Regions from separate parts of the Homo sapiens genome. Here region 2 is linked to region 1. Evidence: read pairs that join two places in POLR2A ChIA-PET (ENCODE). Cell type or tissue: PC-9. All regions are shown on one strand. Each heading gives the region's core, and the rest is flanking DNA. Links, peaks and the distances in the headings are about the cores only. Region 1 has its middle 97 kb from the start of GLI2. Region 2 holds the start of LOC105373585 (a long non-coding RNA gene).

Region 1 (16,480 bases), core at 5,768-9,767:
TGGCTTTACAGACATTTATATGGAACACTACACCCAGCAACTAGAGAACACACAATCTTTTCAAGTGCATATTTACCAAAATAGAACATGTGTTGGACTGTAAAGCAAGTCTTAACAAAGTTCAAAAGATGAAATCACGCAGGGATGATCTCTGACCAAAGTGGAAATAAACAAGAAATGAACAAAAGAAAGATTATTAGAAACCCCAAATGTTTGTGCGTTAAGCAGAATACTTCTAAATAACTTGCAGTCAAGAAAGAAATCGAACAGAAAATTAGAAAATATTTTGAACTGAATGCAAATAAAAATGCTATATACAAATACCTGAGATAAACAGCAAAAGCAGAGATTAGAAATTTGTAGTTTTAAATGCATACATTATAGGAGAAAACAGTTTAAAACCAGCATCTACATTTCTAGCTCAAGGAGCTAGAAAAATAACAACGTAAACCCAAGGAAAGAAGACAGAAGGAAATAAAAATAAGAACAAAAATTAATGAAATATAAAGCAGATACAGAACAGAAAAGTTTAGCAAAGCAAAGAGTGGATTATTGAAAAGATAATAAACTTGATAAACCCAAAAACAAGAAAAGAGACAACACATTACCAATATCAGCAATGAAGAAGATCATGTAGATATTAAGAGATAAAAAGAAGTTATCATTACCAAAAAAAAATCTATAATTCTGCAAGTTAAAGAACTAAGACTGGGCTGGGCTCAGTGGCTCATGCTTGTAACCCCAGCATTTTGGGAGGCCAAGGCAGGAGGATTGCATAAGCTCAAAAGTTTGAGACCACTTTGAGCAACATAATGCTACCCCATCTCTCCAAAAAAATAATTAGCTGGGCATGGTGGTGCAAGACTGTAATCCGAGTTACTCAGGAGGCTGAGACAGGAGGATTGCTTGAGCGCCGGAGGTAGAGGCTGCAGTGAGCCATGGTCACACCACTGCACTACAGCCTGGGTAACAGAGCAAAACCCTGTCTCAAAAAAAAAAAAAAAACAAAAAAAAAAAACACCAACCAAAAAAACCCTAAGACTAAACATTGATGAAGTCTAATTTACCTAATTTTTCTTTTGTTGCTGGTACTTTTGGTGCCATATACATGAGATTATTACCAAATCCAATGTCATGAAGCTTTCCCCTTAATGGTATTATAGTTTTAGTTCTTAAGTTTAGATTTTGATCCATTTTGAGTTAACATTGCACATTGCATAAGGTAAAGGTGCAACTTCATTCTTTTGCATGTCGATATCTAGTTTTCCCAATATCATTTGTTGAAAGGCTGTTCTTTTCCCCATTGTGTGGTCTCAGCATCCTTGTCAAAAATCAATTGACCAGGCCGGGTGTGGGCTCAAGCCTGTAATCCCAGCATTTTGAGAAGCTAAGGCAGGAGGATTGCTTGAAGCCAGGATTTCAAGACCAGCCTGGGCAACATAGAGAGGCTCATCTCTATAAAAAGTAAAAATAGTAGCTGGATGTGGTGGCCTTTGCCTGTAGACTCAGATACTCAGGAGGCTGAGGTAGGAGGATTGCTTGAGCCCAGGAGTTCAAGGCTGCAGTGGGCTATGATCGCACCACTGCATGCCAGCCTGGGCAACGGAGTGAGAACTTGTCAAAAAAAAAAAAAAAGAAGGAAATCAATTGACCATATAAGTAAGGGTTTATTTCTGAGCTCTCTATTCTACTTTCATTTTTAACAGTGTTTTTCCATATATGATTGTCCTTGTGCCAACACTATAGCATTTTATTTGTTTTTTTATTTTTTATTAAAAAATTTGTTTTTCAGACAGAGTCTCACTCTGTCACCCAGGCTGGAGTGCAATGGCGCAATCTTGGCTCATTGGAACCTCCGCCTCCCGGGTTCAAGTGATTCTCCTGCCTCAGCCTCCCAAGTAGCTGGGATTACAGGCACCTGCCACCACACCCAGCTAATTTTTGTATTTTTAATAGAGACGGGGTTTCACCATGTTGGTCAGGCCGGTCTCGAATTCCTGACCTCATGATCAGCCCGCCTCAGCCTCCCAAAGTGCTGAGATTGCAGGTGTGAGCCACCACGCCGGGCCCACTATAGCATTTTAATTACTGTAGCTTTGCAGTAAGTTTAGAAGTCAGGAAGTGTGAGTCCCTCAACCATTTTTTAAAGATTGTTTTGACTGAGGCTCCTTGCAGTTCTATAGGAATTTAAGGACCCACTTTTCTTTTTCTGTGAAGAAGCTATTGAAATTTTGATAGGGATTGCATTGAATGTGTACATGGCTTTGGCTTATGTATGTAATCTTTTAAAACACAGAACAATCGTATCTATTATTTATGGTCACACACCTATGTAGAAAGAATAAAACCCTGGACACACCAAAGTTGAGATGGTGGTTCCCCCAGGGGCGGTGGGGTTAAGTTTAGGGAGGGGAAAGGAACTGAGTAGGGATTCACAGGGACTTCGAATGTACCTGTAATTTTTTGTGTCTAAAAAATTGGAAGCAAACACTGCTATAATTGTCACTACTGAGCGGGTGAGAAATGGCCATGGCTAGGACTAGGCTTATCTCTCGTGTAAGGATGCATGACCCTTCCTTGGTCACCCCTCTCAACTTCTGTCCAACTTCCCAGGTTGAAGGCATGGAAACTGAAGCCCAAAGAGGGGCAGCATCGGGCCCAGGTCCCCACCAGATGTGTGAACGGAATCTTTCCACGGTGCCTGACAGCATCTCTGGATTAGGCAAGGCCCCTGAGGGAACTTGGAGCTGTACTTGCTCAGAATTCTGGGAGCAGAGGGTGGGCTTATGTGAGAGAAGAAGGGCCCTTAGAGCCAACGCCAGTTAGGAGCTTCTGCAGACCGCAGTGCAGGCTGGACACTGTGCAAGAAGCTTCAGGGCTGAGGGTAAGAGGCGGGTGGGGACCCCAGGGATAAGGGTGAAGGGTCTTTAGGGCCACTGGAGTAGCCCCTCAGGACTCACCCGAATCACCCATTTAGGAGCTGCAGAGTCACTAGGGAATGAGCTGCTCCACGTCCGTGAATGTGGTAGACGGAACAATGGCCCCATCAATGATGCCCACGTCCTACTCCGCAGAACCTGTGAACATGTCACCTTACATGGCAAAGGGACTTTGCAGAGTAAGAGGTTATCCCAGGTGACCCAGCTGGCCTCTATGTCATCAGGAGGATTCTTACTAGAGAGAGGTGAGAGGGCCAGCATCAGAGGAAGGAGGTGTGACAACAGGGGCAGAGGTTGGAGTGACGTGCTTTGGAGACAGAGGAAGGCCAAGGAGTACAGGAGATCCGTAGAAGTAGGAAAAAGCAAGGAGACAGATGCTCCCCAACACCCCCAGAAGTAGCCTGGCCCTGCTCACCTCTGGATTTTGGCCTTCTGACCTTCAGAGCTGTGAGGTAATAAGTGTGTGTTTTTATAAGCATTAAACTTGTGATTATTTGTTATGGCAGCAATAGGAAACGAATACCATGATTTTTCCAGAATATGTTATACTCAAGTATTGTGATAGTTTGTATCAAAAATGACTGTAACAACATTTCCAGTCCCACTAGCTTTTCCAGAGTTTTGACACTCCTCCATTAATGGTAGGGTCTATTCTCCTTCCTGTGAAACTGTGTGGGCCTCTGTGACTGCTTTGAGGAAAGAAATAGTGTGACTTTCAATACTCAATCATAAACATTGACATGGCCTCTGCCCAGGTTTTTTTTTTTTTTCTCTGGGACATGCACTTTGGGAGCCCTGAGTCAGCATGTTAGAGATCCACCTGCCCCGAAACCCCCGTGCTGGAGAAACCATGTGGAGAGAGCTCATAGGGACAGAGAGAAGCCCAAAAGCCTCCAGCCATGCAAAGCCCAGACACCAGGCAAGTGAGCCAGAACTTCATCCACCTGTCTTCAGGCTCCCCAGCTGCTGCTGAATGGAGCAGAGATGAGCTGTCCCCACAAAGCCCTGTCCAGTTTGCAGATTCGTGAGCAACACAAATGTCGTTTTAAGCCACTGAGTTTTAGAGTGGTTTGTTCCACAGTGGTGGGTGGCTGGAACAAGTGCCAAAGGCCCACCCATATCACCCCAGGTGAAACTCAGGGAACAAATCCAACCCAATGGAGGGTAAGAGCTTCCTGTCAATTTTCCAGTGTTCCATTCTCAAATAGAAACACATACACTAAGATTACCAGACCTATGAGGACAATTCTAACATAAAAGAAATAGATCAAAGAAAATAAACAAATGAAAACAACCTGAAAGAGCAGACTATGCAGAAAGAAGAAAACTTTTAAAGAAACAAACAAACCAGAAAAAGCCACCAAAACCAATAGTATTCACATCTTTAGATTCCTAAGGGAAGACACTACATCCATAACATAAGCACAAGATACTACCAAAAGGAAACACTCTGCAAAAGCAAGAACAAAAAGGGGGAATACAGAACATACAGAACAGAAAATGAAATACAAATCTTATAACAAGATGGGAAGATAAAGATATTACCCAGAAAGCAAGGTAAAAAACCACATAAATGGAAAGGAGAGAAAAATCAAATGGTGAGTAAGAAAGTGAGAACTCATCCAGGGAATCCAAAATGTGAATAATAAGGAATTTTAGGAAGAGACAATAGAGAAAATAGAGGGTAGAGAATTGTCAACAAACCGATTCAAGAAAATTCCCCCAAACTGAAAGACAGGCCCATCAGGGCCCCAGCACAATGGAAATGGAAAATGCAGACCCAACAAGGCAAACCAATGGGCACTTTTTGAACACCTGGGATGGAGAAGGTCATGTGCAAAAATTCAGAAATCAGAATTGTTTTGGCTTTCTGAGTAGCAGCCCCAGAAAGCTAGAGGGCCTTAGAGTAAAGCTTTCAAAACTACGAAGGAAAAGGATTTCCAACTAGATTCATTGTCTATTGCTGCATAACAAATTGCTCTGAAATTTAATAGCTTAAAACAACACACATTTGTTATCTCACAATTTCTGAGCGTCAGGAATTCACCAGCAGCTTAGCCAGGCTGTTCTGGCTCAGGGTCTCCCATGCGGTTGCAGTCAAGCTGTGTGACAGAGTTGCAGTCATCTCAGGGATCAGTAGGGCTGAGCATTTTGCTTCCAAGCTCACCCATGTGCTTGTTGGCAGGAGGCTTCAGGTCCTTGCACATTGACCTCTCCATGGGCTGCTCCAGATGTGGCCTCCCCCAGAGGGAGTGATCCAGCAGATCAAGAGAGCCCAAGACAGTCTTTTATAATCTAATCTCGGGAGTGACATTCCACCACTTCTGCCATGTCCTGTTAGTCACAGACCAATAGCGCCGGGGACTATTACACAAGGAGTGAATACCAGAAGGTAGGAATCACTGGGGCCATTTTGGAGGCTGCCTATACTATACCAACTGAGAATTCTATAGCCAGCCTAAAGCATCAACCAAGTGTGAAAATATAATAAAGGTATTTTAAGACATGCAAGGTCTCAAAAATGTTACCTCTGTAACACCCTTCTTAAGAAAGCTACTTGAGGACCACCTCCACCAAAACAAGGGAGTAAACCAAGAAACAGAAGAGCCAGCCCAGGAGAGAGACTGAGGGATTTCCCCAGAAGAGGGACTGAGAGATTTTCCCAAGATTATGGAGAAGAGAGATAGCAGGATGAAGCTTTGTACCCAGCAGGTCAGAAGGCTTGGGGAGGGTCTTCTCCATGCTGACAAAATTGACAGAATACCTGATGGGAAAGAACAAATGCAAAGATAGCTAGACAATGGAGAGTTTGGTATTGAATTAGTGATCAGTACATAGAAAAGAAACAAAACAAGATAATTATTAACTCTTGGGGTGGCAGCAGGGGGGATGTGCAGGAAGGAAAAGCAAATGTAGTTTATTATATAGCTCAGTTCTGAACAAATCGCCGTAACACCATAGACAGTGAATCTTTATCCAACCAATGTCCCACGAATCTCTGCTGGGAGTTTGAGGGAGAGGCAAGTGTGTGTGGTGGGAACAAAGGGTGGCGATGTAGGGATGAGGAGAGCTAAACTCACATCTTCTTGTCTCCCAGAGTTGGGGTCAATGGATAATGCCTAGAATGAAAGCATCAGGAAGTAGCAATACTCACATGTTTTTTGTAGAGATGGAGAGATAAATAGCTAAAAGGGTTGGCATGATAGCACGTAGTGAAAAAGGAAAGGGAGAGGGTAGTGGAAGAGGTCTGGGAAAAGCTTCTTTTCTTAGCAAATCCAGTAAATCTAGTCAACCCTTTAAGTCGTGTCTGTATGTTCTTTTTTTATCATGCATACATTTTAAAATATTAATTCTCTCATGTCAAATATCCAGTCAGTTCAAAATTTCAATTTTTGAATGCATGTTCCTTTTTAAAAAGTTTGTTAGAACTTAAATCAGGGGCCAGGCGCAGTGGCTCATGCCTGTAATTCCAGCACTTTGGGAAACTGAGCAGGCGGATCACCTGAGGTCAGGAGTTCAAGACCAACTTGGCCAACATGGTGAAACCCCGTCTCTACTAAAAATACAAAAATTAGCTGGGCGTGGTGGCACATGCCTGTAATCCCAGCTACTCGGGAGGCTGAGGCAGGAGAATTGCTTGAACCTGGGAGGCAGAGGTTGCAGTGAGCCAAGATTGCGCCACTGCACTCCAGCCTGGGAGACAAAGCAAGACTCCGTCTCAAAAAAAAAAAAAAAAAAAAAGAATCAGGATCCAAATAAGGATCTTTCTCTCTCTTTCTAGTTCTCATTCTCACTTTTGTGCATCCCTCTCCACTTCTGTGCCAGCTATTTGTTTGTTGAAACAGGCCATCTGACCTACAGCTTTTGCTGGATTTTTTTTTTTTTTTTTTTTGAGACGGAGTCTTGCTCTGTCACCCAGGCTGGAGTGCAGTGGCACGATCTCGGCTCACTGCAAACTCCACCTCCGGGGTTCACGCCATTCTCCTGCTTCAGCCTCCAGAGTAGCTGGGACTACAGGCGTCTGCCACCATGCCCGACTAATTTTTTGTATTTTTAGTAGAGACGGGGTTTCACCATGTTAGCCAGAATGGTCTCAATCTCCTGACCTTGTGATCCACCCGCCTCGGCCTCCCAAAGTGCTGGGATTACAGGCGTGAGCCACCGCGCCCGGCCTTTTGCTGGATATTTCTAATTGTGTCTCCATGAACTTGGCTAACATCTCCCTCTGTCCTCTGCACCTGCCGTAGTCTTGTAGTGCAGTCTTGATCAGTTTCAGCGTTGGTGTCTCTTTTTGGCAGATCTTTATCATAGGGGATCTTATATTCTTCCATAAGAGACATATTGGGGGTGATTGTTTTTCATTTTGTGATATTAGCAGTTATTGATCAGAGCTTAGATTCATTAATTCACTAGAGGGTGATGCTCCATCATTCGGCTTTCATTTCCTATCCAGAATACTTCTCTAAAAAGACACTTCTCATCTATTTGGCTACATTGTGATACAGGTCGTATAGGAAAAACAGGGTAAATGTTTGATTCTGTCATTTTATTTTACTAGCTTTTAAAATAATGACTTAGTTCATGAGCCTCCACAGGAGGTGACTAATATTTCTTAACACACTCAGTAAAACTAGCTGACACTTTCTACACCTTTTTAAGATTTTATTTTTATCAAAAACATACACACAATAAAATCTTAAAAAGGTGTATAAAGAAGGAAAAAGAAAAGGAGGAAAACAGATCATTTTTCAGGAAGCTTAAACATTCTTTCATGTCAAGGGCTAAATTTATTCCTACGCTTCTTACCAGCCGATGCCAAGAGGGGAAGAGACGGCCCACGCAGTGTACTCTGGGTTCCATAAGTCAAAGCCTTCATTTGGTCTGAACAAACAAATTTTCTTCCTGCACAAAGAGCATATTGGACATGGCCACCTCTTTTGGCTTGGGGTCATCAGCCTGGATGGTGAGGCTCCTGGGGCTGTGGAAACATGTGAGGATGTTTATCCTTGTACATCACGTGCCCAAGTGTGCTAAGTCACACCTCTGTGCGTTCACCCATACCATTCCCCTGCTTGACCTGCTTGCACTCCAGCATCTGGCCAGTCTCATGCACCCTTCCTGGCTGAGCTCAGGGGTCATCTCCTCCAAGAAAGCTTTCTCATGATTAGGCCAAGTGTCCTCCCACTTCTTCCGGCTCCCGCTGGGCCCTGTACCCCTCCTTGGCTTTCTCATTGCCAAAGCCTTGCCACCTGGAGCACACCCAGCTCATAGTAGGTGCACTGTCCATGGTTTCTAAACTGAGCTCAAGTGCTTTCTAGTGGAATTTCTTCTCTTTCTTAAGCATCAGGCAGCTAGTGGTCATGCGGTGCCTGGCCCCTCACTTCTAATCTGGAACTTTCAGTAAGTGAAAGACCAGAAAACAAGACATGCAGCAAGTTATGACTGTCTGTTAACCAAGAGTCACTAGATTCTGAGGAGGCCCAAATACCTGCTGGAGTAGATCTGACCGAGTTTAGGTCATGGACTTAGCTACGTTCCACTTCTCTCTCCACATTTGGGCTCTGAGTGTGCTTGGTTTGACTGAAGCTGCCAGGATGCTGGGTAGATGCAGGCCCCTGTTGTGAGTGTGAGTGTGGGGTGTTCGTGGTCCCCAAAGCCCCTTCTCAGCCCCAGTCTTACTCAATCCTCACCATCACCTGTGAAGCAGATGTGTGCAGGAAAGGTCGGGCTGTGGCTGCCCGTGCACACGTCACTCCACTGCCTGGGTCTGACCCTAGAGCCAGTGCCTGGAAAGGAGAGATTTTGACTGTGGATGTTTGGGCCCTGCCCTGCCTGCTTTGACCCCACTGGGGTGCTGCTCCTCCCCAGGGCCGCCTCTGCAGGGAAGCTGGCCTTCCTGACCATTTCCAGGACAGAATTGATACCACTGGGCTCTTTCCTTGGTCCGATTTCTTTCCAATTGTCTGAAGTGGAAGCAAATCTCAGGCACGCAAGAGATGTGACTTTTTAAAAATAAGTCAACTCCATTTATGTTTAGGCCCCAAGTGCTCTAAGTGGTAGACCTCTATTCTCAGCCAACCTAGGCTTTTCTTCTCTCCAAAGCTGCCCTGGAGTAGGGTATCTGGCCCTATGTGGTGTCGTCTTTCCGGTCTGGCTTCCGTCTCGTGCTGTCTTCATCTTTGTCCTGGTCCCTGTCTTCGGGCCACTCCAATTCTGCTGAATTATAGAGTCAAGTCACAGCAACTCCAATCTCATCCTCATGGGCAAATGTCTTGCTGTGGTCTGTGGCATGCGGCGTACTCAGGGACTCAGAAACCATCTCACTCTACCTGTGTCTGTCCTCAGAGCCGCATCTATGATCAGCCTTTCCTCTAAGCTAAAGCTGGGAACAGGGCTGAGTGATGGGATGATACCCATGTTTTCCAATTGTCTGAAGGCTCAGTGTTCGTGGAGAGCCGAGATGGGGAGGATGCAGTTGGCGAGATGACAGGCTGCAGGGATATTCCCATAGTTTATGTGTTTCCTCTTTCATGGGACACGTCCATGCTGATTCACTAGAAATACAAAGATAAAACATGGACCCTATGCTTGAGGGCTCAAGGAGGGAGGAGATTACAAGCCAATAATTCCAGTACCAGAAGGTGAGGGTAGCGTGGATGTAAGAAAACGAACAGTTAACATCCCTAATATGGAACAGACTTCTGAAAATTGATAAGAAAATCCAGACTTATTGTGCCAATTTCCTACTGCTACTCTAACAACTTATTACAACCTAGTGGCTTAACACAACACAAATTTGTCTGTAGTTCTGAAGGTCAGAATTCCAAAAGGGGTCCCACTGGGCTAGAAAATCAAGGTTTCTACAGGGCTGTGTTTTTCCTGGAAGCTCTGGGGGAATCCACTTCCTTGCCTTCTCCAGCTTCTAGAGACCACCTGTACTCCCTGGCTCTTGGCCTCTCCTTCTATCTTCAAAGCCAGCAAGGTCAGGTGAGGCCCACGCTGCCTTCTCTCTAGTTCTTTCTAGTTCCCTCTCTCCATTTATAAGGATGCTTGCAATCACATCGGGTCCACCCCAAGCATCCAGGATAAAAATCCCCATCTCAAGGTCACCTGATTAGCAACTTCACTTCCACCTGCTCCCTTACTTCCCCTTGGCCATGCAAGGTGACATAGTCACCACTTCCAGGGATTAGGATGTGGATGATTTAGGTGGGCCATTGTTCTGTCTGTCACACCATCCCAACAGAAAAAGAACAAAGATTATGGAAAAGGAATTCACAAGAAAGGTACAAATAGCACATAAATCTGTGAAAAGATGATCACCTTTCCCAATAGTCAGGAAAACAGAAGTTGGGAATAGCAATGCGGATCTCATGCTCAACCTCCTGGTGGCTAGAATTTAAAAGGTTAATTAACGCTGTCTGGGGCTGATAGGGATGTGGGAACGAGCATTCTCATGCCTGGTCAGAGTGCAACAGCAACATTTTGGGGAAAGGAATCTGATAATTTATCCAAAGTAAGATGCACTGACATTCTGACTTAGCAACCCCACTTATAGGAATCTATTTTCTTCAGAAATAACACATTGTCACTTCATTCAACAAGTGTCCTTGCATCAGGCACTGAAGGTGTGGCCATGGACAGATCAGACAAGGCCCTGCTCACACAGAGCTTACGGTCTCATGCGAGAGGCAGACCACAAGTCAACAATGAAAGAAAGAAACTAGAAATAGCTGCATTGGGATTAGGGCTGTGAATTCTGCTCCTAGGGCTGCTGTAATGAATGATCACAAACTGGGTGACTTAAAAGAACAGAAACGTGTTCCTTATAGCTCTGGAGGTTGGCAGTCTGGAACCAAGGTGTTGACAGTGTGCTTCCTGTTGGGAGCTCCAGGGCAGTCTGTTCCATGCCTCTCCTAGCTTCTGCAAGTTGCTGGCAATCCTTGGTGTCCTTTGGCTTGTAGACACGTCACTCCAATCTCTGTTGTCACATTACATTCTTTTCTCTGTGTGTCTTTTTGTCCAAATTTACCTCGTCTTATAAGGACACTAGTAATTTGACTAGGATTCATTCAAGTTCAGTATGACCTCATCTTAACTTGACTACATCTGTAAAGACCCTATCTCCAAATAACGCCACATTCACAGGGACCAGGGACTTCAATGTCTTTTTAGAGGACACAACTCAACCCACACCAGGCTGTGCAGATAACTTAGAGAACAGAAGAGAGCGAGGACGGTCACTTAAACTCAGATGGGCAAGAAGACCTCTCCCAAGAGGTGACATTTCAAACCTGAGCTCCAACTAAGGAGAAAGCAGTCTCTAAGAATCAGGGAAGAGCATTCTCATAGAGGGAACAGCCAGCCACGCAGCAGCCTCAAGGCAAGATTGGACTTGGTGAGTTTTGAGGACTTGCAAAACGGCCAGCGTAGCTGGTGCCTAATGAGCATAGAAAGGGTGTTACACAGTGAGCTCAGAGCAGGCAGCAGGCTCAGGTCACGCAGGCTTGAACACCAAGGACAAGGAGTTTGTGTTTTGTCTTAAGGGAGTCAGCGACATGAGCTGACCTGTGTTAAAAACTGTTGAATATAAGAACATATGTCCATGGGTGTTTATTACATCACTATTTGCAAAAAACTAAAGCAACTTGTATGTGCATTAATAGGTTGGAAATCTATGTTCTATCCATTCTACAGATTATGAGTTTCAGCTCTACGTATTCACCCAGAAAGATGTTCTTGACATACGAAGTCAAAAATAAGTTGTGCGGTAACCTGTCTGGTATACGTATGTACTAGCCCCCATTGCTCTCCAGGTGTGGACACTGGGTTTCAATGTCCAGACAGGTGTGGGCCAGGTGCTCCTTTAGACAGGGATAGAAGAGGTCCTGGTGCCTGCCTGGCCGGGGGAGACAAGGAAGCCAGGAGACTCAAGTGTTTGGAGGCACTTTCATAAAAAGGACTGAATTAAATAATTTCCAACTGACTCTGAACGAATCCTCCTCCTTAGCCCATCCCAAAGACTGGAAGCCCTCCATGACCCAGAGCCTGAGGCGCTATGCTCCTGTGGCCCTGCCTACTGGGCGTGCCGTTCTTTCAGACTTTCCAGATGCTCAAAAAGTCTTTGTTGATCTCTTGGCCCAGAAAGTTAAATGACCCTGAACCTCCATTCTCTGAGAGGCCCAGGAATGGTCCCCTCAGTAGGACTCCGACTTCTCTGGTTTCCCCATGTTCAAGTTGTTTATTGGATGGTAAAAATCAGACATCTTCTTGGAAACTGTGGTAGCACAGGAAGGGTTATTCATAATCATCACCACCTGGGAACAACCCAAAGGCACATTCACCATGGAATAGATGGAATGGAATGGAATGGACATGGCCATTGTAGTGTGGTCACACAATGGAGTCATCTACAGCACCAGAAGGAACCATCTCAGCCACACGCGAAACAGGATTTAACCTCGAAACTTACATTAAGTGAAAGCAGCTAAACTCAAAAAAACATGAAGTTATGATTCCATTTATGTAAAGCTAAAGGAGGTGGCAAGGCTGAACTGTGCTGTTTCCAGTTGCATGCCTTGTTGGCTGCATAAGAGTATAAAGAAAAGCCAGGACTTCCGGTCAGCCTGGGGAAGGGGAGCTGCCGAGGGGGCTTTGGGAGTGCCATCTCCCAGCTCTTGAGCTGGCCTGGAAATTGGCTTACTAAGTAATTTGTTAAGCTTTATGTTTATTTTTATGCAAGTTTCTCTCTATGTATTATATTTCAAAATATAAAAGCCTAAAAAAAGTCCATACAGTTTTAAAAAGAATGGGATTTAATGTAAGATTTGTGGGGACCAACACTGGGGCCCTGTGGAGGTTGTTTTGGGTGTGGATGGATCTCCCCGCTCCGCAACCTTGTCCTTTTCCTCTTCCCCTCCTTCCTTAGCACCCTTCCTCTTCCGCTGTCCTGTGTCTACCACAGAAAGTCCCTGTGTCCCCTCTCCTCATCACCATTTTGCTTAGCACCACTGCCCTCACACCCAGCTTTCATCTCCTGTGAGAGCTGGCAAAAGCTTTCCAAGTTCACATCCACGGAAAAGAGCACCCGGGGCACCAGCCACTCCTGAGTCTGCCACCCTCTGTCAGGCCCCTGCCATGGGCAGGGAAGGGGAAGGGGGGCAGGCTCTGGCCAAACCCTGGCAGCTTTGGGAGAGAGCTGAGGTGGCCATGTCTCTGAGAGGGCCGGGCCCCTCCCCACACAGCATAAGCACAGTGCAGTGTGGAGCCAGGCACATGGTGGCCAAGGGCAGTAAATCATTTCAGGCCCGAGCAGGAGCAAGAGGCCCATGAGGCCCAGAAGAACGCAGGACCCCTGGCTGCCCAGGCTCTCCCTGCCTGCTCCGAGCTGCTTGGGTGCAGAGTCCCCGAGGGTCCCTTGAAACCTGGCCTTGCTCCAGGCCTGTGTTCACAGCGAAGCCTGCTCCTCCCTCTGTTTGTGTTGGCGGCTGTCTCCAGGGGCCAAGTCCTACCCCCTTCCTGGGGGAGCACATCCACCAGTGGCAAATATTGGCATCTCCCCAAGAACTGTCATTTTTTGTGTTTCAAAAATATTTCTCTTCTTCTCACCTTGCCAATGTCTCCCCTCCTCCCCCTCCTTTTTCTGGATGTCAGCTGGGCAGGGGTGGGTTTTCCTTATGAACACTCCCGCCTCCTCCAAGGAGCGCTCCTTGACCTCCCCAGTCTCCCCGCTCCACCCCCGCTCTCCCTACCCCTGCGGCTTTCCAGAGAGCCTTTCCCCACCAGGCCTTCTCTGCAGCCCTGTGTACTGGCTGGAGCCATCTCTCCATGTGCAGCTCTGTGACACATGGTGAGCTCCGCAGCGACAGTGGCTGTTACCACCAAGCACCAGCAGCCACAGTGTGAGCTTCGGCACACGGAATCTCTTCATATTCACAGTGCCCTGCCAAGGAGCAACTTCCTCTCCTGATTTTGTAGTTTACGTTTAGGGGGGTTCAAGAAATGTCCTTAAGGTTCACTGGACCACATGTGGTAGAGCCAGGACCTCAGACCTCATCACTGCCTGAATTTAAGGCCCTTGGTCTATTCACACTGTAAACTTCTACAGGGCGTTCTCTTACACTCATCTGCTTACCCCTGCGAGGCAGGCCCTGTTATCGTCATCCTCTTCTTACACAGAGGAAAACTGAAAATCAAACAAATGGGGTGACGAAGGCTACACTCAGCCCTCTGGTTTCCAGGCCTGAATCTTTGCTCTTCAGTGCCTTCTCCCTTCCCCAGCTCCTCTGTGCTCCCCTAGGGACAAGAACTGCCTTGGATCCTGCCTTCCTTCCTTCCGTGTTAACTAAGCCCATTATGAACAAATTACTCTCTTAGTGTCAGAGGGATGGATCTATCCATCCGTGCATCTACCCATCCATCCACTCACCCACCCATCCATCATCTTTCTCTATCTGTCAATTCTCCCATCCGTCCCCCATCCATCCATCCATCCATCCATCCATCCATCATCTCCCATTCACCCATCCACCTACCCATCTATCCATCTCTCTATCTATCTACCTCATGGTCCATGTCAGTGCAATTAAGGAATTCACAATCAAGCGGATAAAAACAGACACATGTATACCTCATATACAAGCATGTATATATTCACGGACATACATATAAAAATAATTACTTATAGACATGTTTAAAATACTGCCCAGGAGAGGTGCATGTACTGTGCCATGGGATTTTGAACTTGCACCTAGTAATAAGAAGTCAGGAAAGCTTTGTTGTTTTAGCAACCCTGTCCTGGGCCCCTCACATCCCCAGCCAGATGTGGTGCTGGATACCAGGAAGACAGAGAAGTGAAGCAGACATGATCCCGGCTCTCAAAGAGAGTGCCTCAGACTGACGCTGTTGTGGGTTTTGTGGGGAGGGGCAGGAGGCAGCACCGGCATCAGGGCCCTTATTTATTTCCTAGGGAGAGGCTGAGAAGTGTCTGAGCAAGAGGTGGTCCCAGCTTGCCTGTCACTTGCTCTGGAAAGGGACATAGCATGTCTGGGCTCAGAGCTCTGGTTTCTGAGTCACTTTACCAATGTCAAGGAAACTGGGCTTAAAGGGAGGAAATGAATGAGAGAGGGGCTCCCCCACCCCGCCACCCTAGCTCAAGGCCTGGCTCCAACAAACCTAGGACCTCATTTCTGTTGTGTCCCCCTGTCACAGCAATCCTCAAGCCAGCCTGGACTCAAAGTTGGGGAACAGACCCCCTTGAGGAAGGTGCTGCAACATCCTTGACTACAGTCAGGGAGAAGTAAGGGATGTGGCCACTGTCTGCAGTCTCCCTTTGGTCACTACAGCAGGCTCCAGCCGACACCCACTATTCCACCCGCAAGCCCAGAAGGGCAGAAGCACGAGGTGCCACATGTGGGAAGAGGCTTGGGTGGGATTGCACCAGGGCCTGGTGACTCCAACTCAGAATGTCTCTGACTGGGTCAGCAGCTTCTCTCTGAGAATTTAAAAATGCTGTGTTTTCATTTTCATGTTCGTCTAAAAACACATTTAAACATGTTCTAGGCCATCTGCAGAGCCTTGAGCCCCAAGAGGAATTTCAATATACTTGGGTCTGCATTTCTTTCTAATCCGTGGTGCCAGGGCTAAGCAGTAAAGTTTTCATGGTCTTGGGAAATTGAAGAAAGAAGCAGCCAGATGCCATCAGGATGCAGGGAGTGAGCTTGGCTCCTTGAGAACTTCAGAAGAGCAGAGCAGGGGGAAACTTGCCCTAGCATGCAGAGCTGAACCGGAAGAACTTTCTGCCAGCAGCTAGGAGTATTTCCACTTCATTGTGGCAATTTCATACCCACCAGCTTCCTCTCCAGACATCTTGAAGGGGGGCTGTTCATGTCTGGCAGCAGCGAGGCTGGGAAGAAACACTGGGTGGGCAGTGAGGGGACACGTTTGGACAGCACTCATTTGTGAAGGAGACTGAGGGTGGTAGCGGGGTCTCTGGAATAGATGAGCACCCCCGCCACCCTCCCGCAACAGCTTGACCACATGAGGACTTTGAGGACTGGGTGCTAATCCTTCAACAACCTGGCAAGGGAAGTAGTGCTATTTCCACTTAGCAAACAAAGACAGGTTCAGAGAGGTTAAGTAAGCTGCTCAAAACCACACAGCATTGTAACCAGCTCTGTCCTAGACAGCCAGGCCTCTTCCCAGCCCCGGCTCAGTGTCCTCCCCAGAGACGCTTGTATCCTGGGTTGGGAGCCCACCTCCTGGGACTTCTCAGGGCCAGGCAAGAGGCTGAGGCATTTGCCCTACCTTACTTCTGCCAGCGTGTCGGGCAGCCCAGCTCATACTTAGGTAATTAAGTCTTCGAGTAAACACTGAAGAAGTCCAACCTGTTTTTATGTCATTTCAGGAAAACAAAGTCCTAGGAGCTTTCCAGAAAGTTCAGAGAGTAAACAGGGACAAGTAGCTTGAGCCCCGTCCCTCCCCACTCTGCCACCCCCTTCCCTGGCTCCTTAGCTCATCAGTTACCAAATCAGCGTGTCATT
Region 2 (16,480 bases), core at 7,505-11,504, 90 kb after region 1:
GTATTGTGACATGTACTGTACTGTGACAGATAATAATGCATAATACGAAGAGGGCATAGAGGGACCTAGGCCAGCCAGGAGGGGAAGAAAAGCTTCCGTAAGGAAGTGATGAGATCAGCAGGGAGAGCAAGAGTCAATGAGGCAAAGAGATTGGGGTTGAGGGTAGGTGTGTCCAACACAGGGAGCAACATTTGCAAGGGCCCTGAAGGAGGAAGAAGCGCGGTACCTCTGGGCCCTGAAAGCAGGCCAGTGGGAGAGAACACAGCAGTGGGGCAAGTGAGAGGAGGGGATACAGAGAGGTGGTGGGGCCAGAGTGCTCAGGGTCTACCGAGCTGTGGTGTGGAGCAAGGGTCTCTGTGCAAGTATAGTATTAGGATTTATGTTTTAAGATTATTCCAGCTTCTGGGTAGAGAATGGATGGTAGGGGCAAGATGGGGCAGGAAGGCTGGTGGGAAGTCCTTTGAGCCTGTCTAGGCAAGAGACAATGGTGGCTTGGACTAGGGCAGATATCTCAGCCTCGGCACTGCTGACATGGAGTGCTGGACACTTCTTTGTTGTGGGGGGCTGCCGTGTGCATCGCAGGATGTTTAACAGCATCTCTGGCCCCTACCCACTAGATACCAGTATAACCCCCCAAAATTGTGACAACTGAAAATGTCTCCAGACATTATTGGAAGTCCTCTGGTGGACAGCATTGACCCCTGTTAGAACCCTGGACCAGGAGGAGGGTGGTGAAATGGAGAGAAGTGGATGGCTGGAGAGAAGAAAGTTAAGCGGGGAGTGAACAGGAATTGGCCATTGAATGTGTGGGAGTGGGAGGGAAGGTGCTGAGGGTGACTCCGTGCCACAGGATGGATGTGGGTGCCCCTCGCTGGCATGGAGAATGGCAGAACACAGTCCAGGCTGGAGTGAGCACGGGAAACTGGCCATATCTGTGCTCTGCCATGAACTAGCAACATCTCAGGCACGTTATTTTCTCCTACTTGGTCTCGATTTTCTCACCCTCAAAAGACAATATTTGTGCTTGATCTAGAAGAGCAGATATGCAAAGGGGCCACTCTCCTTCCTGCACCTGAGGCAGACATAGCTAATCAATCACAGATCTCTGAGCCTGGAGTCTTCTCCCCACAGTGCTTCAGGACAGCTGGCAGTGGAGGCAGGGTGTCAGAGAGAAAACCCATTTGCCATCACTGAACTTGAAATTCATTTCAAGCCCTTCCAACTTACCACAACATTGACATTTTCTTGATGACAATCAAAGTATGCTTGATAAATTCTGAGCAACAGTGTGCAGACCAGGAGCCTCCCCAACCATCAGGCCAGTCCCATTCCTGCCATGTCCTCCACCCCAAGGAGAGCGCTTCCTGCGTGCCTGTTGTTGCAAAAACATAACAGGGCTTTGGAAGTCTCCGGTGACAGACTCCTAGAGGCCTCGGGGCTGCCCCATCCTCAGGGTCCTTGCTGCTGTCTCCCCCTCTCGCTTGATGTGTCTCTGAGATTGACTGTCTGCCTCAGTCTCTGGGTGACTGAATCCCCCTTCACCTCATCCATGCATTCTCTGTCACTGTCCCCAGACAGCTCATAACAGAGTGGAAGTAGATATTTTATTGCTTTTTCACTTTTATTCAAAAGCACTTTATGCTTCCTGTTCATGCTTTAAAAAGCAGATGCATGAAATGTGAATTTTTAAATATTTGTCTTCCTTCCAATTCCAATGATGTAGTGAATCCACCATTCGAATAACCTTATACTACTGTGGTGGGTTAAATTGCGTCTCCCAAAGATATGTAGGGTCTTTGCCAAAGTAACCAAATTAATATGAGTTCACATTGGATGTGAGTGGGTTCTAATCCAATGATCGGTGTCCTTATAAGATGAGAGAAATTTGGACACAAACACATGAGGTGAACACTCTGTGACAACAGAGGCAGAGGTTGGAGTGGTGAGTCTGCAAGCCAAGGACCCCAGGGATTGCCTGCAGCCATCAGAAGCCAGGAGAGAGGCATGGAACAGATTCGTCTTCATAAGCCCCAGAAGTATAATAACAGTGATGTAATAATGTTATTATATTATTATAGTAATCATATAATAATATGATAATCATATAATGATAATATGGTGATTATTGCTGTTTTACAGCATTATTAACCTTGCTGACACCTTGACTGCAGACTTCCACCCCCCAGAGTCTATGAAAGAATACATTTCTGTTGTTCTAATTCACTTAGTTGGTGATAATTTGTTACAGTAGCTCTAAGAAATGAATACAACATCCAACCCGAATTCCCTGGAAATTAGGCTGCCATTTATGTTTGTGGTGTGCGTGGATTTCTTCCTCTCCAATTGGTGACTCACAATGGAGAAGCAGGTTTCCCTGCCACTCACCTCCTTGCCCCTGGGCCACCTGCGTCGGAGACTCACAGGCTCTGAACTAGGACCGTGCCTCCCAGAGCTTGGTCCCTGTACCAGCCAGTCTCCAGGATGGCCTGCAATGACCCCTGCCTCCTGGAATGCATGCACATGGGTAGGGTCCAGCCTCATACCTGCCTGTCCCACCTCACTCGCCCCACCCAAATCCCAGCTGTGCTGGGTCCTGTCTTTATTTAAAAGATTGGTATTTTGTCGCCATGGATGTTTTCACATTCATTTTTATTTTTCAAAATATTACTTGTTTTCACCACAGAGGCTTTTTTTTACCCCTTTAAATTTTGCACCCAAGCAAGTGCCTCACTTAGTTCTGGCCCTGGTCCCCTCTCACGTTGCAGCAGGACTGACCTAGCTGACAAATGGAATAATAATTGTGACTTATGAGGCTGGGTCACAAAAGCCATTTCAGCTTTCTCCTTGGTCTCTTGCCTCGCTCACTCCAGCAGAAGCTGGTTGCCTGTCAGTGAGAACACTGAGCGCAGCCCTGTGGAGAGGCTGACAGGATGAGGAACTGAGGCCTCCCGCCAACAGCCAGCACCAGTGTGCCAGGCCTGTGAGTGAGCACATCTCACAGCCCCAGGAAGCCCAGTCAACAGGTGAATGTAACTCTGAGACACCCCTAGCCAGAACCACTATCCAGATTGTTCCCCAAATCCTGATCCACAGAAACTAAAAGAGATAATAAATGATTATCATCACTTTAAGTTACTAAGTTTTGGAGTGGTTTGTTTTGCAGCATTATTAGTTAATATAATTCCCTTCTTCAGTGTCTATGATATCCTTCCCCTACTCCCCCTGGCTAGCTCCCATTGGCTCTTTGGATTGTCTCATTTCATAGAGCACCACTTCCAGGAAGGCTTCCTGAATGCCCCCAGCTGTGTTAAGTGTCCTTTACACTTTACTCTCCAGCTGCACAGAACTACCTTTTGTTCCTAGGCTGGACCTTGCTCTCTTTCATTTCTGAGTCTCTGTACCCACTGCTGTCTTTCCCTGGAATGTTGCCTCTCTTTGCCTCTCACTCTGTCAGATTCAGCTCAGGCATCACCTCCTCCAGGGAGGAGTCCTTCTCTGATTCCTTGGCTGGGTTGGGCATCCTCCTGTGTGCCTCTTTAGCACCTTGTGCAAACCTTTATCAGGTTACATTATGGTTCCATGACACTGCTTTCCTGCAGGGCTGCGTGTTCCTGGAGGATGGGAACTGTGTCTTATCATTCTGCTGGGGACTCATATGAGAAGAGGAGGTTGAGATCTCTGCAGCAGACATTCCCAAACCTGGTGGAGCATCAGAACCAGGTGCTGAACTTTTAGAAAGTAGACATCATGGTCTGGGAGACAGACATCTGCCTCCAAGGATAGACACCACATCCACAACCCTAAATCCAAGCTAAGTTTGGCACCTCGAAAGAAAGGACAGCCACAATGGGATGATAAAGTGGGAGCACAAACACAGCACCCAGAGGGGCCAGAGGGTGATGTAATTTACTGATGCTGGATGAATGACCCAGGTGGGATCTGTGCCAGACTGGAGAAAAAAGCCCCTGCCAGTCCCCAGCTCACAGGTCACCTCTTCAAGAAGGTGTTCACAGACCCCAGACTTCATCAGGTCTCTCTGTTAGGGGCTCACTTAACACCAAGCACCTCTCCCTTGAAGCACTTCTTGTCACTGTAATTAACTATTTTCTTTCTTTTTTCTTTTTTAGGAATAGGGTCTCATAGGACAATGTCTCAGTACAACCTCAAACTTCTTGGCTCAAGCGACCCTCTCGCCTCAGCCCCCCTAGTAGCTGGGACTACGGGCACACCACCATGTCTAGCTGGGACTACAGGCACACCACCATGCCTGGCTAATTAATTTTTTTTTTTTTTTTTTTAGAGATAGGGTCTTGCTCTGTTGCCCAGGCTGATCTCGAACTCCTGGGCTCAAGCAATCCTCCTGCCTCAGCCTTCCAAAATGTTGGGATTATAGGCGTGAGTCACTGCACCTGGCCTTGTAATGATCTAATTTCTTGTATGGTTTATTTATCAGGGTCTGCCTTCCTAACAGGCTGTAGGTTCCTCAAGGGTTGGGACTGTGCCTGTGTTCTGGGCACCTGCCCATGCCTGGCAATTTGAAGAAGCTCAATTGCTACATGTTGAAGGAATGAATAATTGCATGAGCAACCATCGATAATTGCATGCTACAACCATCAAACTTGCAGGGTTCTTCCATGGAATAAGTGAGGTAATTATGTGTAAAAATGAATGAATGTTGTACTTGTTATAAAATAAGATCATGGGCTGGAGAAATAGTCCAGCGAATGAGTGAACGAATCAATGGCCTCAGCTGCCCGAGTGGGCGGAGCTTACGTTCTTTCCACAAGGGAAGTTCCCTAGGAGTTTCCGTCAGTAGCTCCCGAGCACGCCGGAGGCCTGGCCTGTGGATGAGATTGTTCCTTATTTCCCCAGCTTCAGCACCACAGAAGAGACCAGAGTCTACCTTGCCAGCTCCTCTAGCACCGACCACGTGCCAATTCATGTCCTGAATGCTCACTTCACTTCTTCACCTTGCTTCACTTCACTTACTGCACGGGAACAGAAAAGCCTAGAGAGGATGGATTACCTGTGCGGTTGCCTCCCTCTGCAGAGTGGGCGTGTCTCAGGAGCTTCTCTTCTTCTCCAGCCCAGTGCGGCCTCGTGTCATCCATAGGACCCACCGGCAGAGGGCAGGGCCTGCGAGTGGGGCCAGCCTCCTGGTGACTCTCGCCTCCTCTTTTCCAGCGGACGCTACCAGAGGACGAAGGTCTGACTCTGGCCAACGGCCCAGAATTTCTGGCCCAGTTTTGCCTGAGGAAGCCAACTGTGCAGGAGGTCAGGATCCCGGTAGGGTGAGAGTGGGAAAGTTAACATTCCCAAGAGACTCCAAGCAACAGGATTTCCTGACCTGGGACTATTACCTTTCTCACATTACATGGCCAGATTTACTTCCTGCTATTATTAAAAGTACGAAAAAGATGAAGATATGTGTTTAATGGAAACAAGGGCAAGAGTTTGCCTGACTGGACTTTGAGGAGGCTGTAGGATCATGGCGCTAACGGCATTTGGAGGGCTGGGAAGGGACTCTAGCCCTGGCTTTACCTGCCTTTGTCATCAGCTGGAGCAAGCAACTCCGCAACCTCGGAGCCTCAGTTTCCTTTTCTGTAAAAGGCGGGGAGGGTGGGTGGTAAGTGCAATGCTGAATCAGAACTCATAGAGCTGCTGGGTGGACATGTGAAGTAAAAGAGGAGACAGCTTTTGCTCCTGAAGGATGCCATTTGCGTTTTCCTCATCAGTTTGATCTCCTCCAATCATCCAGCACCTCCATCTGACCTTCTCAGCTGAGAGGTCCTCAGTGTTTCTGTGGCCTCCAGGAGAAAGGTCCCCCTCCCCGGCTGAGGCCAGGCTGATGGCAGGCTGCACGGCCAGCCTTCCACAGTCACCTGAAGGATACAGAAAAGGAAGAGCTGGAGGCTTCTAGCAAGCTGCCGAACTGTGTCCTCCAGCTGCGCCCAGCCCCCTGGAGGTAGCGCCGGAGCACGTGGTGGTGGCTATGTAGGAAGGCCCCTTTCGAGCCGCCCTATACTGTCTTTGGGATCTGCTTTTTACTGCCACAGCCTATGTGCTCCTGATTCTTCTCTCAATCCCTGGATGGAAACCGGCCTCTGATACTTGGCTCTGCTTCCTTGGAGGAGCTACTTAACCATTCAGTCCTCTCTGCAGTTAGCTATTAAGGTTGTCCTGCGAACTGAAGCAGAGAGTCCCCGCAAAGGGTGCAGAGTAGGGCACCCACAGAGGAGCCTCTAAAGCACTTTCCATGAGGTGGATGGCTTCTCCTCCCCAAGGGACCCAGGAAGGAAAGGAGAGCTGGTGAGTGGGTGGGCTGGGTGAGCCCAGGGGTCAGCTTCCTCCCTGTGGCCCACAACTAGCCTCTGAATCCCAGTGTCACACATGACTCTAAGTTGGTCTTGGGACCAAATCTCTGACCTCTTTGGCTGCAAGTACGAGAAGCCTTATGTAGTGCTAAAACAAAATTTTCACTTCTCCTTTTCGGCCTCTTAGAATCCATTGGCTGAGAGGAAATGAATTCACTAGTGTCTTGGCAAGAATTTATTTCATTTATTGCAATAGCCTCTGTTTACATTTCAAAACCATGCAGACAAGTGCGTGTGAGAGAATATATTCTGTCCATGGATAATGCCTGGGACCCTGATGAATTATCTGGCAGGCCCCCTTGCTGGGCACCAGTTTTGTCGCCATCCAATAAAGTCTTAATATAAACCTGGCTCTCAGGCATGAGCTATCTTAACACATTTTGCCAGGCATGTATTATGATAAGCCCATTTTGCAGATAAGAAAAGAGAGGCACTGAGAGCTATTGTAACGGCTCAGGACAAAGAGATAGGAGAGCACAAGTTAGGTCTGGGTGACCCCAAAGCCCATATTTCCCCCCATATTCTCCTCTGCCCCATGAGAGATAATCTCTGCTAATCTTGTCTCTGTGGCTGGGGACTGGGAACTCCTCAACAGTGAAGTTGTCAACTACCAGCCACATGTTAACATTTCCTGAACAGTCACAATGCTTTTGTATCCATTGCCTCGTTTAATCCCCTAAGAATTCAATTAGTTGCCCTGTTTTACAGAGAAACAGATCAGTCCTCAGAGAGGTTGAGCAACTTGCCCAAGGTCACAGGTTTAGGAAGAGGCAGGGCAGAGATCAGAATCCAAGTCTGCCTGTCCCCAGATCCCTGCTGGCCTCTTTGCAGTGTGTGGGCTTCCCAAGGTCAGAGATAAAGAGGGCACACATAGCTAGCCTGAGCCATAACATCCCTCAGTCCTGCTTTTCTTCCCCACTCACAACATGGTGGGTATGAAAGAGTAAAATGAAAACCCTAATTGTTTGCCCCAGAGCTGGTCCTACACCCGGGATGACTAATCAGTCTCCACATAGAGTACATTTAGGGTCTCTGGAATGAAGGAGAATGTGGACAGAAAAATGGGGCTTTTAAAAAACCTTGACTGAAAGTAATTTTTAATGTGCCAAATATTTCGACTCAATCCAATACACAGGTTTATTACACAGAAGGCCAAAATATCCTAAACAGGCATTATTTTGCAACAAGAAGAAATCAGAGCAAATCCAGCCATCATTACTCCCAGGAGCTAAGAATGTAATTGTCTAATGTGACTTATAATCAGCCAAGGTCTTGTCTTGATGCTTTAGCCCACCAAATGGCTTCTCCTGTCTCCAGGGGACAATAATCCCTGCGGAATTCTCCTTAGCACAGATGGGTTTCTGCACAGATAACGGGTTTTATTGCTTGAAAGCATTTCGCATTCTGTACTGCTGTTCCCAAGAAAGAGCTGGAACTGTCCTGCTCTGCATCTGTCTCTTCTTATTCCAGATACCTCCAGAGCAGCTCAGAATCCCTTGGGTTGGGGACAAGTCGAGGCAGAACATAGAAAGAAGCACTTTGTGCCAGGCAGAGATTCTCCACCCTTCCTGTTGTGTGATTCTGAGCACGTCACTCCTCATTCTCAGCCTTGGCTTCCTCTTCTGGAAAATGGGAAGAGGATGGTTCACTCAGATGCCTTGGGAATTGAGACTCCTAGCAGAGTGCCTGGCATACAATAGATATGCCGTAGCCCCTGTTCTTAATCAACAGCTTGACTGAAGCACGGCCAGGGAGAAGCATGACTTCGTGCGTGGACTTGGGTGCCCTTGGATGGTTGCTTGGTCAGCTAAGTGCTCCTTGTTGAGCATCCCTTTGATCAAGCCACTTCCCTTCTCAAAAGGGTTCATTGGTTTCCTGGCTCCCCTGAATGCAATCCAGATTCTTGAACCTGGCCATCGAGGCCTTCATTTCCCAAAATGTCTTTTCAGCCAACTTTTCCACTATCCAAAGAGCCACTTAATAAATATTTCAAGAAAGAGAAAATACAATGCATCTAGCATTATGTGGCTGAAAATCTTGGCCCTGTTCCTAAGAAGCTCGTAAGCTAATTGGGAGCAGTAAGATACCAAAAGAAAAGGAACCTGGCATTGTTTCCTAACTTATTTTATATTTTAATTAAGGGACCACCAGCTCAGGCCCAGAGCTCTAGTTCCACTTCTGCCTCACATTTGGAGGGCCTGCTCCAATGTGATACTTGGAGAATGCCACTTAAGTTAAGCCACAGTCCAGGCACAGTGGTTCACGCCTACAATCCCGGCACTTTGGGAAGCCGAGATGGGAGGACTGCTTGAGCCCAGGAGTTTGAGACCAGCCTGGGCAACATAGCAAGACCCTGTCTCTAAAAAAAAAATCTAAAAATCAGCCAGGCATGGTGGCACATGCTTGTAGTCCCAGCCAGTTGGGAGGCTGAGGTGGGAGGATGGCTTGAGCCCAGGTGTTCAAGACTGCAGTGAACTAGGATTGCACCATTGCACTCCAGTCTGGGCAACAGAGCAAGATCCTGTCTCAAAAAAAAAAAAAAAATTAAGCCACAGGTGGGTGCTGCGAGTCACTGACCACACGTCCCAGGCCAGGTGGGCGTGGCAATCTCATGAGGAAGCCCCCACACCAGAATGATGACTGTACCCACTTCTGTTTTCTCCATCGACACCCCACACTTGGCCAACAATCATAGAGAATGTCAGAAATGGGTGTTCGAGGGTGTGTTTTCTTTTTGGTAAAAATAGTTGCCTGTTAAGCAGCATGATGACATGAGAAATAAGCTTCCATTTGGTGAAAGTCGAGGTACTCAAGGCCTGTGTGATTTAGAGACACTTCGCAGGGCTGCAAGAACTGTGTAGGAAGCCAGTGAGGCCTGGAGGCTCTGCCCTGTGGCGTTGCTGCCCGAAGCTTGATGCCTGTCAGTCCTGGGTGTAGTCCTTCACCTGGGAGGACTTCCATTTGCCTAATGTTGAGTAAGAGGCCTGTGGGGACAAAGAAGTCCTGCCAGGAACATTGTATTTGTTGCAGATAAGCACATGCAAGTGAGTAGGAGCTCCTCAAAGGGCAGAGGGCCCGGATTCCACCAGTGGCACTCAGGAGTTTATACAGCCATTTGGGGCTCCTCGTGAATGAATGCTTGTTTTCTAAATGTCTCCATGTGGCAGAATTTGGAGAGACTGCTTCCGTTCTCACGTCGTTGTGAGGTTTGGAGAAGAAGCTAGCCCTCGCTCACTTCAAACTTTGACAGGAGCTACACTCATCAACCGAAACTAGAAGCAGCCTAAGGGTTGTGCATGACTACAATTTCTGTTTGTTTGTTTGTTGTTTGTTTTTTGGTTTTTTTTTTTGAGATGGAGTCTCACTCTGTCACCTAGGCTGGAGTGCAGTGGCATGATCTCAGCTCACTGCAACCTCCACCTCCCGGGTTCAAGCGATGCTCCTGCCACAGCCTCTCAAGCAGATGGGATTACAGGCACCCACTACCACGCCTGGCTAATTTTTGTATTTTTAGTAGAGGCGGGGTTTCGCCATGTTCACCAGGCTGGTCTCGAACTCTTGACCTCAGGTGATCTGCCTCAGCCTCCCAAAGTGCTGGGATTACAGGCATGAGCCACTGCACCCAGTTGCCAGTCCATTTTTAACAGTCCTTTATTAATAGTCATTTGCAGGGCATACCTAGGCTAGTGTGTCCTAGACTCTGAGGTGAATTTATCCATGATGCTTGAATGTAAGAAATGTCACATCGATTTATCTAATCCATTATATCTGTTTCCAGACCTTCTCCCCATTGATACAGCTGGGCAAACATGACAATGTCAGTCATTCACTGATGCTCCCTCCCTCCCTGCGTAAGCCCTAAGGCATATTAGGAAGCTCTGCTGCATAGTGGGCAGTGGTGTCCCCTCTCTGGGCATGTTTGGCAGGCATCTTTGGGGTAAGGTTTGCCAGCCTGGCCTCCTGCCCAGCTCAGCTTTGCCCCTGCTGTGAAGGGCATCTCCTGCTGTTGGCCACACTTCCTTGAAGCCAGCCAGCTAGAGGGACCTCATGCAGGCTATGGGGCCTCCTTGGTTGGACTCATGAGTCCCAGGTACCAAGGTGGTCTTTTCCACCATAGGTTGGGCCACTTGAGTGGCTATGGATTTGGAAGTCCCAGGTCCCATGGCCCATCCTGTTATATCTCTGTCCTCCTTCCTCATCAGCCCCATAGAGCTGAGCTACACATATTCTCTGTCTCTCTCTCTCTCTCTCATTTGGTATACCAAAGCCTCCATTTCTTGTCTTTTTGGGATTCCATGGTTGAATTATCCTTTTTGGGTCCCAAAACCCTAAAGCCCTTAAACCCACAGGCTGTTAGGGGCTGGAGCATGGGACTCAGATGCCCAGCTGCCCCAGAGAACAATTCATTAACAGTAAAAAGGCTAAGATGCGAATTTTTCTCAGAAAATCACCCATTACATATGAATCTTTATTGAACTTTCACAGGAAAGCCCCAAGAAGATGCTAGTATCATCATCACCCCCGTTTAACAGATGGGAAAATGGACTTAGAAGGATTAACCAATTGTCGCATGGCTAGTGAGTAGGGCAGTGTCAGTTTTGCTTCCAGGTCCAAAGTCTGGATCGCCCATTATGTAGTGGTTCTTAGAGTAAGGCCTGATTCCTTCTGGGCCTCAGTTTTCCCAGCTGCAGAGTGGCAGGTTCTAGCTACCAGAAGGCAGGCTAAACTCATGAAGCCCAGGCCTGCCCGATCAGCATCTCCCTCGGGCAGTCAGCTCTGGCCTACAGGTGTTTGACACACTTATGCTCAGCCACAGGCCCTGGGTGTATGAAAAAGTGATCCTGATCGACAGGCACCTTAGCTTGGGGCTCAGTCAGTCATAAATGAGGCGACAGTTCACCTGTCTCAAAGGTGGCAACTTAAATAACTCCCTCTGGGATATCAAAGCTGGCAAATGACCCTGGGAAACAGCTAGACGGCAGCACAACAGAGGCAGCTCCCGCGGCAGATGGGCACATTCCCCAGGTCCCAACCTTCATCAGTGTGTGTCATTTTTATTGCAGCTTCTGCCTCCCCAGCAGAGAGGGACCTTCCCAGAGAAGATGTCTTGCGCCTCACCTGATCTTGTTCTGAGAGTAGGAGACTGGAAGAGAAGCGTTCAACTCCCCAAACACAGCTGGGTTTGTTTCGTTTAATCTCCCAGCCTGTTTTTCTGCTGTCCTCCTGAAGAATGTTTAATCTCACAGTTAAAACCACCAAAAGCGACTTTTTTCCCCCTCAACTGCTCAGTAACACATGACCGTGCAAATTCGTTTGGCCCCAGCGCCACAAGTCATAAAAGGCATCTAGTGGGCGGCATGAGTCAATCAGGCCTTTGGACGGTGACGTAACCACAGCTTGTCAGTTTCCCCATCCAGGCAGCCCCAATCCCCCAGTGCAGACATCTGGAGCCAGGGATTGACAAGTGGATTCCAGGATTGGGCCCTGCCTCCCGCCCTGTTCAGTTCCAGCCCAGCCACGGCCGCCGCCAACGAGGACACGCACTGTCTTTCTGCACATTCCCACGTACACACACCCCCGCAGCCCCCTCTCCACTCATTCCTGCATTTCCGGCAATGTGAATTCTGACAGCTCGGGCAGTGTCAGCCTCTCCGGTGCATTCCTCACCACACCACCTCACTGCTCCCGAGCCTGCTGACAGCACTCCCCGCCATACCTACCAAGCCGAAGGTGCAAGGAACCTCTTGATCCCCACTGTGTCTTTGTCCCAGGGCCACAGCAAAATAGCACCCCCCTCCCCCACACACCCTCTAGCCTAATTTATTAGACTTTTAAACACATTTATTTACTGTGATATCTACACCACACCAAACATCTGGAGGGAAACCGGGAGACAATCCACCAGGAATTTAAATGTTTGTTCTGCAATGTAACTTTGAAAACCGAACCAGGAAAACTTGACATCTTTAGCCAATTGCTTGGTGGTGAGTAGACTTAAGCCAATATATAATCTGTAAAGGTTGTCCCTCTTTGCCCTCTCTCTATCCATGAAACGCATTCACCAAACAGCCCAGAAATATTTCTTTCTTCTCCTCTCAGAGGTATGTGAAACCAACCTGAATCAACAACATAGTTGTTCAACCAGCCTCACTGAGAACGAAGGCATTTCAGAGCTGGAAAGACGCTAGGGTCTGGGGTCTTATCTTCCACATTTATCTGCCTTATTATAATCCATCCAGTCATCCTCTTTGCCCTTGCCAGATCTCATCGCTTACACTACCACTACCGAAGGAGCATAACGTCTGTGACTTTTCTTTTTTTTTTTTTTTTTTTTTGAGATGGAGTCTTGCTCGGTAACCGGGCTGAAGTGCAGTGGCAGGATCTTGGCTTACTGCAACCTCTGCTTCCTGGGTTCAAGTGATTCTCCTGCCTCAGCCTTCTGAGTAGCTGGGACTCCAGGCATGCGCCACCACGCCCAGTTAATTTTTGTATTTTTAGTAGAGATGGGGTTTCACTATGTTGGCCAGGTTGGTCTCGAACTCCTGACCTCGTGATCCATCTGCCTCGGCCTCCCAAAGTGCTGGGATGACAGGTGTGAGCCACCGCACCCGGCCACGTCTGTGACTTTTCTAAAGCTTTAAGATGATGTCACCCATAGGCAGAAAGGCCCACTCATTTCGTGCATCTGCAGTCACTCTTCTGACGAGGTGCGGCTCTCTTTTGTTCTATCAAAGAGAAAGCCAGTCTAAATTAATGGGAAACTAGAGAATTAGGTCATTTTTCAAGATGAAATTGCTGGTAGCTTAAGGAATCAGCTACTTGAATCCCATGCTAAAAAAGTGTAACTCCTGAGGAGTGAGCTCTTCTTTCTTCCTTCCATAATGTCAGGCACTAAGGGAGGTTCAGAAACACAGAGCAGCATCTACTCCTTTCTCAACGAGCGTGGGGTCCAGTGCAGTTGGCCCTCATTTAACAAATAATTACACCCATGCGTGAAAGGTCCAGTGGGGAAACAGTGCGGGGAGCCTCAGGCAGAGCTGATTCAGGCCTGGGGAGGCACGGGAGCCACATGTTCAGGGTCCACAGGCCCAGCGGAGTGATACGGAAGTTTCCAAGATGGTAAGCCTCTCTCCTGGCCCATGCTCACCAACGGGACCCCATTCCTAACCAGGCTTTCCCTCTCTCTCTTTTAAGTGTTCCAGGAATGTTCCTACCCCTGCGTCTTTGCTGAAGCCCCTCTTGCCTGGGATGCCCTCTGTCCTCTCTTTCTGCCCACACACATCCTGCCAGTCCTTCAGACAGGGCCAGCCTCACGGGCATAGGACCTGAGCAGTTTCACAGGGCCCTATGCACAGAAGGATCCCAAGCTCGGTTGATTGCTCCGATCTTGCCATCTTGAAACTCTTTGATAATTTTATCTTTTATCTTGTGTTTTGGGAGTGAAATCCAATGGGATATTGGGGCCTGCAAAGGAGAAGAGGAGATCCGCACAAACCCGTTCCTGGCTGCTGCATTCACCTCCAGCGTTTGTGATGCCCCAGAGCACAGAACTCCAGGGAGCCCACGATGCAGGAGAGTTCAGCGACATTCACTGAGTACAAGAGAAGTGAGTTACTCCTGCAGCTGAGCACGGGGGGCGCTGGCAACTGCGAAAGGTCTCGCTTTCCATTCCAACCAGAACTTGCTCCTAGCGCAGACAGAAGGCCGTGGCATTCTGAGAAACACACATGATGAAGGAGCCCTGTCATATCCTCTCTTCCTTGCATCGCTTCCCCGTGTGAGCAACCACTTGTGCTGGAAATGATGACAAGGAAGGACCGGGAAAGACAGGGCCACCCGCAGTTCCTTTTCCTTGACGTCTTTCCTTCCTCATCAGCGAGCTGAGGTGGAGAGCGTTGGTAGAATGTGTGCATAATAAGAAGTGAAATAAAAACAGTCGAGTTAGTATTCTACTGTTTCCACTGTTCTGGTGAGAACAAAACACATATGCTGTATATGCTTTGAAATACAAAGTGTGTAATTTTAGTGATTCTGCATAGGAGTTAAATGTTTTTATATTTGCATTTAAAACTGCCATTGTATACTATAAAGATAAAGAGTAAAATGTATTCTAATAGTTTAACTTTACTAATAATTTAGTTTTTACTTTTATTTACCTAGAGTAACATTAAATAGCAAACAAACAAAACAAACATCACAAGTTGAGAGAGAAACCACAAAAGAAAGAAAAAAGCTTTATATGTTAGTACCTTGAGAGGCACTTTTTCCTGCTTTTTGAGTAGGGATTCATGTTTTCCCGTTGCACTGGGCCTCACAAATAATGTAGCCAGCCCTGCCTTCAAAGTGCATTCAAGTGACTCCCCCTTCATAATCACTTAAGCCTGGAGCCACGGCCTTGCCCCTGAACACGTAGAACAGTCATGGCCGTACCAACCGTGAGCCATTCTTGCCTCTCTCTCTTTTGTCTTATTCTCTTGTCATCTGTCCACCTCGCAGGACTGTTGGGAGGCACCAATGGACTTTGCAACTGGAGATCTCCCAACTGGACCATGTCACTGTTATGTTTAATTTGCACTGTGCACAGTAGGTACCCAGTCAACGTTTGTCGAATTCCATGGACTGGGCCTTATACCTCCGAGGATTTTTCACAGCAGTAGCATGTGCACATGCACAGAACGAGAACACAACCAATGCTTGTTTGCTGGTGAAGACCTGGTCTCAGTATTTTGCCCAGGAAACCCTTTCTTCATGGACAGCATGAGGCAAGCTATGGCCCTTGCTGTGGTCTCAGTGGTTCAGCACGGAAGATGAAGATGACGGGCAGTCTCAGAATATTAGCTTTAGAAGGGACTTTGGATCCTTTTGATTTTGGTAGGTGAAATACTTTTTAAAAATAAAGAAAACGGACTTTGGACAAATGCTCTCATTTTGTAAATGAAAAAGTAGAGACAGGAAGAGTAACTGATTTGTCCAAAATCAAACAAAGTAAATTGTGTTGCATCCTCTCCATCCGTAACCACCTTCGCCTTCCCTAACTGCTCCATGTGGCCTGGGAAAGTCCACTTCACCTCGTCTTAGAGGTGGGCTTCTGATTCTAGCTAAGCCAACCCCCACGTTCTGTTCCTCTGGTCATGGTGATTGATTTGGGGACCAGCCTGAGACCTAAGCTAGCCCAACGGGCATCCTTTCTGCCAGGAGTGAGAGGAGTCAGGCCCTCTCTTCCTCAGGATCAGGGATGTGAGAAGATGTGGCCTGGGATTGTTGCAGGTATTTCTGATCTCCTGAAGGGCCTGCGCCTAGGGAGAAAGCCCAGTATACTGCAGGAGGAAGGACAAAAGGAATGGCAGAATAGCACCAGAGCCTGATGCTTCCGAAAATCACTGGGTCAACCTGTACCTCAAGCCCACAAGACTATGGGAGCTTTCAATTATGTGACCAACAAATTCTCTTTTTGAAATGTGTTATTGGGGATTTTGTTCTTTATAACAGAGAGGGTGCTGACAAACACAACAGAAAGGTGACGTGAATAATTCAGGACACACAGAGGCTAGCCTAGAACCCAGGTCTCCAGATTCCCATCCAGTGACCATTGCAGTAGCCCCATGGGAACTAATACTGATGGTAACAGGTGCAGTGGAAGCAATAGAAGCAATAGCAAACACAACAGATGTGGTGCATTGTTGATACATTGTGAATGAATCAAGGATCCCAGGTCCTCTTCCGCCAGGGCCAGTTAAGCCAGATCTGCAGTGTCCCTGGGAAAGGGGTGATTCCTCCATTGAGGAATCGGGGGATGTCCTCCCTTGCTTACCTGCTCTGTTGCTTGGGCACTGCCCATTTACGATCCTGCAAGCAGCAGGCAGGTGGCATCCGCCCAGTAGAGTATCTGCAATAGCAGCACCGTGATGAGTGAAACTCAAGGTTTCATGAGGACACCGGGGGGCGGGAGCACCTTCAGGGCTCTGTGGCTAACTCAGGCACAGTCTGTGCTCAATAACTCCAAATGATAGGCCACTGTGGGCCATGAGCAGCTCCCTCCTTCCTGCCTTAATGAGCACAGTGTGGAGACTGAACCTCAGTCTCCTAAAGGGATGGAATTAAAGGAA

The links. ChIA-PET counts read pairs that join two places held together with the same protein. Peaks named below come from ENCODE experiments on the same cell type or tissue, not always from the same donor. Only the 100,000 strongest peaks of a DNase experiment are listed, where the experiment ranks them.
Region 2: POLR2A ChIA-PET joins it to region 1 with 6 read pairs; 6 of 35 experiments call an interaction of 5 or more read pairs at or near these places.

Annotation. Positions count from the first base shown.
Region 1 is chr2:120,630,243-120,646,722 of GRCh38, reverse strand. No RefSeq gene overlaps it. Among named protein-coding and RNA genes, the nearest start is that of GLI2, 97 kb to the left of the region's middle. In PC-9, for the core only: no CTCF peak of the experiment used is centred there; no DNase peak of the experiment used is centred there.
Region 2 is chr2:120,541,717-120,558,196 of GRCh38, reverse strand. LOC105373585 (a long non-coding RNA gene) reads left to right here and starts at 3,550. Exons shown (of 4, transcript XR_001739681.3): 1 at 3,550-3,720; 2 at 4,128-4,648; 3 at 4,873-6,309; 4 at 11,438-14,321. RefSeq lists a silencer at 5,041-5,170 and enhancers at 6,185-6,334, 13,487-14,686. In PC-9, for the core only: no CTCF peak of the experiment used is centred there; DNase peaks (open chromatin) are centred at 8,986 and 9,346.